Linked DNA regions of Homo sapiens: region 2 is linked to region 1. The links are chromatin contacts, found by Hi-C or POLR2A ChIA-PET in ENCODE. All regions are on one chromosome and are shown on one strand. The core of a region is the stretch at or near the end of the contact, and the rest is flanking DNA. Distances in the headings are between cores, read along the strand shown.

The links. A loop is a pair of places that touch in the nucleus more often than their neighbours do. ChIA-PET counts read pairs that join two places held with the same protein, here RNA polymerase II (POLR2A). Pooled maps may share reads with other maps.
Region 2: POLR2A ChIA-PET joins it to region 1 with 12 read pairs in activated T-cell. The contact joins two enhancer-like sites. A Hi-C loop is called at or near these places in 3 of 37 single-sample maps with no recorded cell type and 3 of 50 pooled maps. POLR2A ChIA-PET finds 5 or more read pairs at or near these places in 1 of 52 experiments (activated T-cell).

The regions. Positions count from the first base shown.
Region 1 is chr10:3,921,553-3,926,614 of GRCh38, forward strand. All of the region lies in intron 1 of LINC02660 (long intergenic non-protein coding RNA 2660), which reads left to right. Among named protein-coding and RNA genes, the nearest start is that of LINC02660, 12 kb to the left of the region's middle. Within about 2 kb of position 2,924, at least 4 of the 41 ENCODE cell types and tissues checked have a DNase peak (open chromatin) inside an H3K27ac peak, as active enhancers do.
Region 2 is chr10:4,261,791-4,266,852 of GRCh38, forward strand. No RefSeq gene overlaps it. Among named protein-coding and RNA genes, the nearest start is that of LINC00702, 20 kb to the left of the region's middle. Within about 2 kb of position 1,906, at least 4 of the 41 ENCODE cell types and tissues checked have a DNase peak (open chromatin) inside an H3K27ac peak, as active enhancers do.

The DNA.
Region 1 (5,062 bases), core at 1,674-4,173:
CTGTGCTTTGGTGCCTGCACATCCCCATTTCTTTGGCTGCCTTAGGAGACGTGTTCCATCCTCGTCCATTAACCCCTCCCTACCGAAAGGATGTTTCCCAGCAGCCTCCACTTTGATATGATATTCTGGTGTTGCTCTAGACAAGGATACACTTGGGATAGGTTAGAAACATTCCTTTCTGGCTGGGCACAGTGGCTAATGCCTGTAATCCCAGAACTTTGGGAGGCTTAGGTGGGCGGATCACCTGAGGTCGGGAGTTTGAGACCAGCCTTGCCTACATGGCGAAACCCTGTCTCTACTGAAAATACAAAAATTAGCTGGACGTGGTGGTGTGTGCTTGTTGTCCCAGCTACTCGGGAGGCTGAGGCTGAGACAGGCTGAGGCACTTGAACCTGGGCGGTGGAGGTTGCAGTGAGCCAAGATTACGCCATTGCACTCCAACCTGGGAGACCAGAGTGAAACTCCATCTCAAAAAAGAAAAGGAAAGAAAAGAAAAGAGAAGAAAAGAAAATGTTCCTTTTTCTGAATAACCTCCTCCCTCTCTGTATGTAGATGAACCCCCGTCTTGAATTAGGCACCTCATATTCTCTAAGTCATAGGGTCTGTGTGGATTCATGCCATCTAGAACTGATGGCTGATATGGCGATTTCATCTTGTTAGTACACAGCTCTCACCTGCTATTTTTGCTTAAAGAGAAAACTACCCAGCGTTATCAGCCTGAGTACAAAAAAAATTAAAGTGCTATAAAAATACACATTGACTACTTGACAAATCCACGTGTTTCTGGTGTTATTTCAGTTGCATTGCATAAGGATTTAATTAGAAGACCCTTACAAGAACTAAAAGTTATTTCAAAAATAAGGTATTAATTTTCTGTCATGAAATTAAGAACTGATGGATAAATGGATAAGAGGCAGTTTGCATGATTGATAGTGACCCTTTGTGAATATAGCCTGCAGTTTTTGTTTTTATATGATTTCTAAAACATGCTATTTCAAAAAATTGTGGAGCAGTAGTCAGGAATCTTAGAATGATAAGTAGCAGAAATACAGCTTTTTTTTTTTTTTTTTTTGAGATGGAGTCCATTGCCCAGGCTGGAGTGTAGTGGCACGATCTCGGCTCACTGCGACCTCCACCTCCCGGGTTCAAGTGATTCTCCTGCCTCAGCCTTCTGAGTAGCTGAGACTACAGGTACTCACAACCATGCCTGGCTAATATTTTTTTGGGGGTATTTTTCTTTTAAGAGAGATGGGGTTTTGTCACATCGGCCAGACTGGTCTCAAGCTCCTGACCTCAAGTGTTCCTCCCACCTTGGCCTCCCAAAGTGCTGGGATTACAGGCGTGAGCCACCACACCCGGTCATCATGTTAGAATAAACCAAAGGGGCTCAGGTAAGGTAGCAGTCCCAGGAGTGGGCTGTCCTTAGGTACTGCCAAACCCAGGAGCTCAATAATATTACTGGAATTCTGTTTTTCAGTGTGTGTCTTGCAATTCTGCTTCACATAATGCTGGCTTCATCTTCAGACATGCTTTCTCTGCGTAGTAGAAAAGGCAGCCCCTGCAAAGTTCCTGGATCTCAAGAAAAGATGATTTCCTGCTTTCTTACCAATCCTCACCCATTTTAGGGCATTTATCTGTCCAGGCTGGGTCACTGGCTGACCTGTGGGTATGGAAGTGCACCTGCCGAGGTGAAGCACTAGTGCTTGGCTGCTGGAATAACAGGCTGATATCTAAGGCTGAGGAATGGTGCCCCTTGCACCGTAAGGAAGAGGGAACCAGCCATGTCCCACAGCTGGTTGTTGTTTGTAACAATCGTGGAAACTCAGTGTTCATCTCAGTTCTGCTGTGTGTTTGTGGGAGTCTTGGAATGATTATTCTGAACTATTTCACGGCATAGACTTGGGATGTCCAGACCTTGGCTGCCCTGCCCTGCACACTTCTATGTATTTATTAAGTATTTTCCAAGGAGTACTGCCATGTTGTGATCTTTTAGTCTTATCTAAGGCAGAAAGCAAGAAGCTGAGAGGGTGGGCTTGGATGCAGAACCCCCAACTTGATCATTTTCTGTGGGTTCTTGAGGGATGCATGGAGAGAGGCCACTCCAGAAATGGTTTCTTTTTATTTATTTATTTATTTTTTCTGCAATCTCTGCCTCCGGGTTTAAGTGATCCTCCTGCCTCAGCCTCCTGAGTAGTTGGGATTACAGGTGCATGCCACCATGCTCAGTTAATTTTTTTGTTCTTTTAGTAGAGATAGGATTTCACCATGTTGGCCAGGCTGGTCTCAAACCCCTGACCTCAGACAACCTGCCCACCTCAGCCTCTCAAAGTGTTGGAATTATAGGTTTGAGCCACCATGCCCAGCTGGTTTCTTTCTTTCTTTTTTTCTTTATTTTGAGACGGAGTCTTGCTCTTGTCACCCAAGCTGGATTGCACCGGTGCCATCTTGGCTCACTGCAAACTCTGCCTCCCGGGTTCAAGTTATTCTCCTGTCTCAGCCTCCTGAGTAGCTGGGATTACAGGCGCTCACCACCATGCCTGGCTAATTTTTGTACTTTTAGTAGAGATGGGGTTTCATCTGTTGAGAGCTTTGGGCTCAAACCCAAATGTGCTCCCTTGATGAGCTGGGTGGGGCTTGTGTCAACATTTCCAACCCTTTCTTCCTACCTGCCTGGCACCTCATTCCAAAACCCCTATTTTATTCTTGGTCTTTCAGGTATTAATGACCTCACATTGATAAGAATTCCTCAAGGAAGGAAAGGGAAGGGCACTGCTGAAATGGCTTGTTCTTCCCCCCAGCCCAAGCTTCTGTCTCTAATATCATGGAATCGCCAAATACGGTCTCCACATAGTTGTTCTTGACTATCCCATGTCAGAGTAGAGCGGGATGACTCAATTTTGTCTAGAGTTTAGGCTGAGCCACTAATAGAATCCAACACAGGCAAGGCAAAGGATGTGGTAATTAACATGGAGTGTGGTGACCACAGAAAGAATTGATGGAAGCATGTGAGGAAATGTGTCAACCGGAAAAGCAGCAGCTCAGCTCCTGGGGCCCAGTGTGGACTTGCCTTCAGGAGGTGATGATGTCGCTTTTGACCTGTGGGTCAGAGTAAAAATTGTGTAAAATCAGTTCCCAGTGTACAAACTGATGGATGTTAAAGGTTAATTTGTAAATAACTTTATATTTCTATGGGGAAAAAGCTTCCTAAGTTCCATGTAGGTTCTTGGGCCACTGTTTATGATAGAATTATAATACCAGATACTCAAAATGTCAAATGTCAGACAAAAATATTATGAATATACAGAATATACAGTATTTTCTTCTTCTTCTTCTTTTTTTTTTTTTTTGGATACAGAGTCTTGCTCTGTCATCCAGGTTGGAGTGCAGTGGCATGATCTCAGTTCACTGCAACCTCCACCTCTCGGGTTTAAGTGATCCTCCTGCCTCAGCCTCCTGAGTAGCTGGGATTACAAGTGTGTGCCACCACACCTGGACAGTTTTGTATTTTTATTGGAGACGGAGTTTCACCATGTTGACCAGGCTGGTCTCAAACTCCTGACCTCAACTGATCCACCCGCCTTGGCCTCACAAGGTGCTGGGATTACAGACGTCAGCCACTGCACCCAGCATGTAAAGTATTTTCTCTAACATATAATTTAAATACCAAATAAAGGCATGCTATGTGTTTCATTTAATGTCCAATTAAATGGAGTCAAATCTCACCCTCATGTCAAATTATCCTTCAGCCTATGTGCTGGGACAAAAGTTTTCATGACTGTAATCACCACAAGGCCTTCCTGTGTTGTACATGCAGATGGCCACAGCCTCACAGTCTAGTAGAAAAGTCTACCCGAAGCCTCTGAGAGGCCCAACATAATCAGGGACCACAGGAAACAGTAGAGCAATAGCAATGAAAAGGGGACGGAGTGCTGTGGGGTTCAGCCAGTGAAATGTGAAGAAACTCCAGGTCCTAGAATGTGGAATCCAGGAGAGCCACAGGCTTGCAGTCAGAGTTCGAGGGCCAGGCCGACTAAGAACTGGAGAGGCTGGGATTCACCGGGAGGCATGGGATGGAAGGGGTTGTCACCACACAGGAGCCAGGAACCCAGAGACAGGCAGCTGCAATGCAGAAAGAGGAAAAGACATCTTTTGAGGAAGCAAGCAAAAAATAATTCTGAATTAGTTTATACTGGTCCAGAGGTTTGTTTTAGTGCCAGCAATGGAGATATCAGTAAAAACTGAATCCTAATTATAATAATATTTTTAATGGAATAAATGCATTTTATCAACTTGAATTACTTATCTCCTTATTTTATATTATTATATATTACAAATATATGATTTTTATATATCTTTTTTTTTTTGAGACAGAGTCTCACTCTGTTGCCCAGGCTGGAGTGCACTGACCTGGTCTCCACTCACTGAAACCTCCACCTCACGGGTTCAAGTGATTCTCCTGCCTGAGCCTCCCGAGTAGCTGGGACTACAGGTGCAATGCCACCATGCCTGGCTAATTTTTTTTTTTTTTTTGTATTTTTAGTAGAGACAGGGTTTCACCATATTAGCCAGGATGGTCTCGATCTCCTGACCTTGTGATCTGCCCGCCTTGGCCATATATATCTTATTATATATGTATATATACTCTCCAGTCTGAGTTCTTCTCCTTCCTTTATAATTCTTACGTACGTGGTGTACATTGCAGAGAGCTTCATGAATGAAAACCATCTGAAATGTGTCACGGAATAATTATAAATATGGATACATGGAGAGGAATGTGGTAGAGCAAGACACTTTGAATCATCCACAATTCCCTCCACAACTGTCTTTTTTCCCAAGCTCTTTCAAATCTCAGATCATACCACTAAGAGGCTGTTACTGTTGGTGTTGTTCTTTGTGGTAGACAAAGAGGCATTGGCCACCTGCTGTTCTGTGCACTTTGCATGAATTCTGTAATTTTAAAGCGATCATAACGAGGAGGTGGATATGACCCCTGCTGTTAGGAGAGGAGGCATTGGGGCTGTTTTACATCACTCCTTTTATCCCAAAACTTTGTGGTTTTGGT
Region 2 (5,062 bases), core at 656-3,155, 340 kb after region 1:
ATAATGGGTCTTTCTTTCTTTCTTTCTTTCTTTCTTTCTTTCTTTCTTTCTTTCTTTCTCTCTCTCTCTTTCTCTTTCTTTCTTTCTTCTTTCTTTCTTTCTTTCTTTCTTTCTTTCTTTCTTTCTTTCTTTCTTTCTTTCTTTCTTCTTTCTTTCTTTCTTTCCTTCCTTCCTTCCTTCTTTCTTTCTTTCCCTCTTTCTTTCTTTCTTTTTTTTTTTTTTTTGTTTTTTGAGATGGAGTCTCACTCTTTTGCCCAGGCTGGAGTGCGGTGGCATGATCTCCGCTCACTGTAACCTCCACTTCCTGGGTTCAAGCGAATCTCCTGCCTCAGTCTCCCAAGTAGCTGGGATTACAGGCGTGGCACTACCACACCTGGCTAATTTTTGTATTTTTAGTAGAGATGGGGTTTCGCCATCTTAACCAGGCTTGTCTTGAAATCCTGGCCTCAGGTGATCCACCTGCTTCAGCCTCCCAATGTGCTGGGATTACAGGTATGAGCCACCATGCCTGGCCGTTATTTCAATCCCATAAGAATATCAATCTGTACTGTAATCTTTAAGAAAGCAGACTAGTACAAATGTCTCTGGCTTTAAAATAGATACACATATTTTAAATGGAGAATAAGAACATTAACTCTAAGACAGAAACCTGTTAAAAAAAGTATAGAAGATAAATAGTAGGAGAAAGGTATAATGTTCAGCCATGTTAAAAATAATGTTTGCATATAATTTGGTACTAATAAAAGCAATTAAATACTCCTTAGGTTTGAATACTTGATGTGACACAGTATTTGTAATGGGTATATGTCACAAAGCAGTAGTGATGTCCGGCCCATCACAGATGACCGGCAGTAGTGATGTCCAGCTCGTCACAGATGACTATCAGAGAGTATGTGTCATGGGAATATCTTCTGACCTTTCTCATATAACGGGTGGCAGCAGACATCAAGAGAGACAGGGGCTCCTGTCAAAATGATCTGGGATATGGCAGGCAAGAAGGAGCAGCAGTTAACCCAAAGATTTCCATATTTCCATAGAAAAATACAAACACACACACACACACACACACACACATTTATTTTCTTTTTAGAGAACACAGATAATGTGTAGTTATATATTTCTTTATTTCCAAACATTAAGCTGTAATGGAAATCAGCTTGTTTTAATAATGTAATTTAGCTTAATCTTCGATGGAGCTTTAGTGAGCTATTTTCTAGAATTTTTAGAAAGTAAGTCATTTGCTGTTTATGAGTCTCATTACATAATCTCTGGGCCATTTGAATTGCAAGAGATATTAAATCAAAATGTTTATAAAAGGTTATCTATGTATTCTATGACACAGTATGTCTGAGATGGCTAGCATTTGAGAAACAAAGATGTTCTTATTTGTCTCCTTTAATTTGAAATGTAAATTTAGTTTGGTTTAAAGTGGAATGCCATAGATAACTATCAGAATAAAACAATGTGTGTATTTGTGTGTGTGAGGGTGTGTAGATTGGTAGATAGATGATAGATGATAAATAATAGCTATACAGACGGAAGATAGCTATATGGACATTTAAGGTACCTAAATTATCATATATTGTCACATCTTGACTCCTAATTACATCCAGGTGCATATGAAAATAAAAGGTTTGAGCTATTTTAAATCCTGTGTGTATGTTTGTTATTTCCCAACATTCACCTTTGCCCTCTTGCAAACTATCTTTCCTGTAGCAGCCAAAGTGATTTAAAAATAAAATACAAATATTTTAGACCTTCGAAAGGGCTGGCATCACACTTAGAACCAAATCTAAACTCCCGGCTACAGCCTGCCTCTCCTAGCTCCTACGCCATGACTGCCCCCAACCCACCCCAGCTCTCTAAGCTCCCACCCTAGACCTCACTGGCTTCCTGCCAGCCTTAGGACACAGGCTCCTTCCGTTTCTTCAGCCTGAGATGGCCACTCCCTGGGGCTGGTCTCTGTAAGCTGGCTCCTTCTAGCACTGCTGGGGCTCTGCCTAACCTCCCACAGACCCCTTAACCAGCTCTGTGGGCTCTGCCCAGCTTCTAGGGAGTTGCATCCTGGTTCAGGGCATCTTCCTGGGGCTTGTAGGCCTCCCACAAGGGAGGTGACTGCCGGGTGGGTGTGTGAAGCCCAGCTCCCTTCCCTCCACAGCAAACTGCAGAGGTAGCATCATCACCAAGCATCTGAGCACACAGGCTGAGGCTGAGACCCCCTGAGAAGCTGTCCCCGCCTGGCATCTCCTGCTTCCCTCTCTTGACCCTTACATTGCCAGATTGGCTTCTTCTGGAAGCAGTTCTTTAATCGATCGCTTACAGGTAAATCTTCATCTCAGCATGTACCTCTGGGAAGTCTGAGGCAAGACAAATGGCAGCTCCAAAGCCACCTCCAACCCCCTTCTGACAAAGACAGCCCATTCAGGGACCTAGTATTCGTTTCAAGTCCAGGGCCCCCCAGGATCCCAAGCATGGGGTCCCTGGGATTGGGGGCACTGCCTCCAGCCTGGGCTGCATGTTTTATATTTTCTCTGTTTATTCCCTTGATGAGACTTATTACTATCTGTAATTATGCATCCTTTGTTTATGTGAATATTGGTTTCCTCCAGTAAGTCACACTCTCTATGGAAACAGCAGCTTCATTTGCACCCTTCACTGCCACACCTTGGCTGCCATGATGGCACGCAGAGAAGGCAGGTGCTGCTGGATGCTGGGGACATGAGAACCTTGCTCTCGAAGAGGAAGATCCTGCCTCTCTTCACCAAATTCTTACATCCCCATTTCCATAAGCTGCGTCATTGTCTCTGCTGACCCTCAGCTTCTCGGCCTATCCTTGTTGCCCTGGCTCCTGGGGCCAGCAGGGCTGGTGGCTGCAGGAATTTATGAGGGCATGTACCTGTGAAGAGCGAACAGTGGTAGTGCCTGATGGCCAATTTTTGAGATGCCTAAAAGCTTTCTCAGGGCGCCTGGGCATGACCATTAGGAAAGGAGCATGCATTATGAAGAGTGTGGTCCTTTTCTAGCTCAGCGAGATTTACTTCCCCAGGTGGAGCTGGTAAAAGCACAAGCACCCTCGATAAACCCTGAGGAGCTCAGGTGGTTGCCCAGGGAGTGGAGCCTGGTGAGGACATTTCCCTGGAGATCAGGCACCGGAATGTCTGCTTCCTAGCTTTTCTGGGAGTAGGGGATGCAGAAAGCAGAAGTGAATGGAACAAGTTCCTTATGACCTTTCACCATTTGGCAAATGTGTGTGATAGAATATGCAGAAGAATGGACCAGGCAAGGTGGTTCATGCCTGTAATCCCAGCACTTTGGGAGGCCAAGCCAGGAAGATCGCTTGAGCCCAAGAATTCAAGACCAGTTTGGGCAGCAAAGTTAGACCCCAACTCTACATATATAAGAAATTAGGTGTGTAATCCCAGCACTTTGGGAGGCCGAGGCAGGTGGATCCCCTGAGGTCGGGAGTTTGAGACTAGCCTGACCAACATGGAGAAACCCCGTCTCTACTAAAAAATACAAAATTAGCCAGGTGTGGTGGTGCATGCCTGTAATCCCAGCTACTCAGGAGGCTGAAGCAGGAGAATGGCTTGAACCCGGGAGGCGGAGGTTGCGGTGAGCTGAGATCACGCCATTGCACTCCAGCCTGGGCGACAAGAATGAAACTTTGTCTCAAAAAAAAAAAAAAAAAAAAAAGAAATTAGGTGGATGTGGTGATGAGCTCCTGTAGTCCCAGCTACTCTGGAGGTTGAGGCAAGATGATTACTTGAGCCTGAAATGTCAAGGCTGCAATGAGCTGTGATCATACCACCGTACTCCAGCCTGGGTGACAAGGCACAACCCTGTCTCAAAAAACAAACACAGAGGATGCAGAAGAATGGATGTCACATTTAATTTTTTAAAAAAATATATATCCTGTGAGACATTTAACTCAATGATTTATTAATTCAAGAAATCTTTATTTAGCACTTTGTATGTGCTAGGCCCTGGTCTAGACATTGGGAGCACAGAAGTGACCAAACGCAGACATATTTTGCCTTCCTGTTTGATATTCTAGTTGGCTGAGAGAAACAATAAATGAACACTCGGAAGGTTGATGGGTTGGCAAAAGTGAGAGAGACTGGACTTGGTGGGGAAGCTTGGTGGTGGTGGCAATAAGCTTTTAAGCAAAGATTTAAATAAAGCAAGGAAGCAGTCCATGCAAGCACCTTCAGGAAGTGTGTTTCAGGCAGAGACACGGTGGGTGAATGCTCTGAGGCTGTAACAAGCTGAGGGGGAACAAGAAACACTAAAATTCTGTGAATTCCAGCGGCATCAGTTGAATGTTAATTATGGCACATCAGGTACTTTCCCTTAGCAGCCAACAGAGTAAAAGGGAGTCGGTCTATGTACATAGATGATTGCTTTTGAGGTGGCACTTAACACCTGTGTTTCCATCATATCCCAGTGGTAGACTAGAAAATGGCAACAAATAATAGAATTTGTGTTATTCTCATAGGATCTTTTTAATAAGTTATAGATTCATCTGAGGGAGTACCAGACTATTGGGTTTTAGAGATTGACAGCAAAGAAGAACTTAGGCATGAATCTTCTTAATAACAGCTAATATAGAAATAGAGGAAAAAATCATTCTCACAATACAGATAGATTAGAAAGTAATCATTTATATTCAACAAGTATTTATTGCATAACTAAAAGATTCTATGTGAGAGTACTACACGTAATGATTTTCTGTGAAGCAGTTAAGATACAATTTGTTCCTCTAAGAAGGAAAACAGGATGTATGCATCTATGTTCTCTGCCAAGCACACTAAGGCTTTTGCTTTTAATTCATAAACATTATGCAATACAATGGCATACAATAAAGTTCCTCTTTGTTTAGTAGAGCTGAGGGTGTCCCAGTTGGTTGCAATATATATATTTAATAATTAGATTGTGTGTGTGTGCACAAGTGTGTGCATGCACATGTATGTGTGCATGCATGTGTCTGCATATATGCACACACACGAGGGTGTGTAAGTGGGTATGCATGTGTGTGTGTGTGTATATGTTCACATGTGAGTGT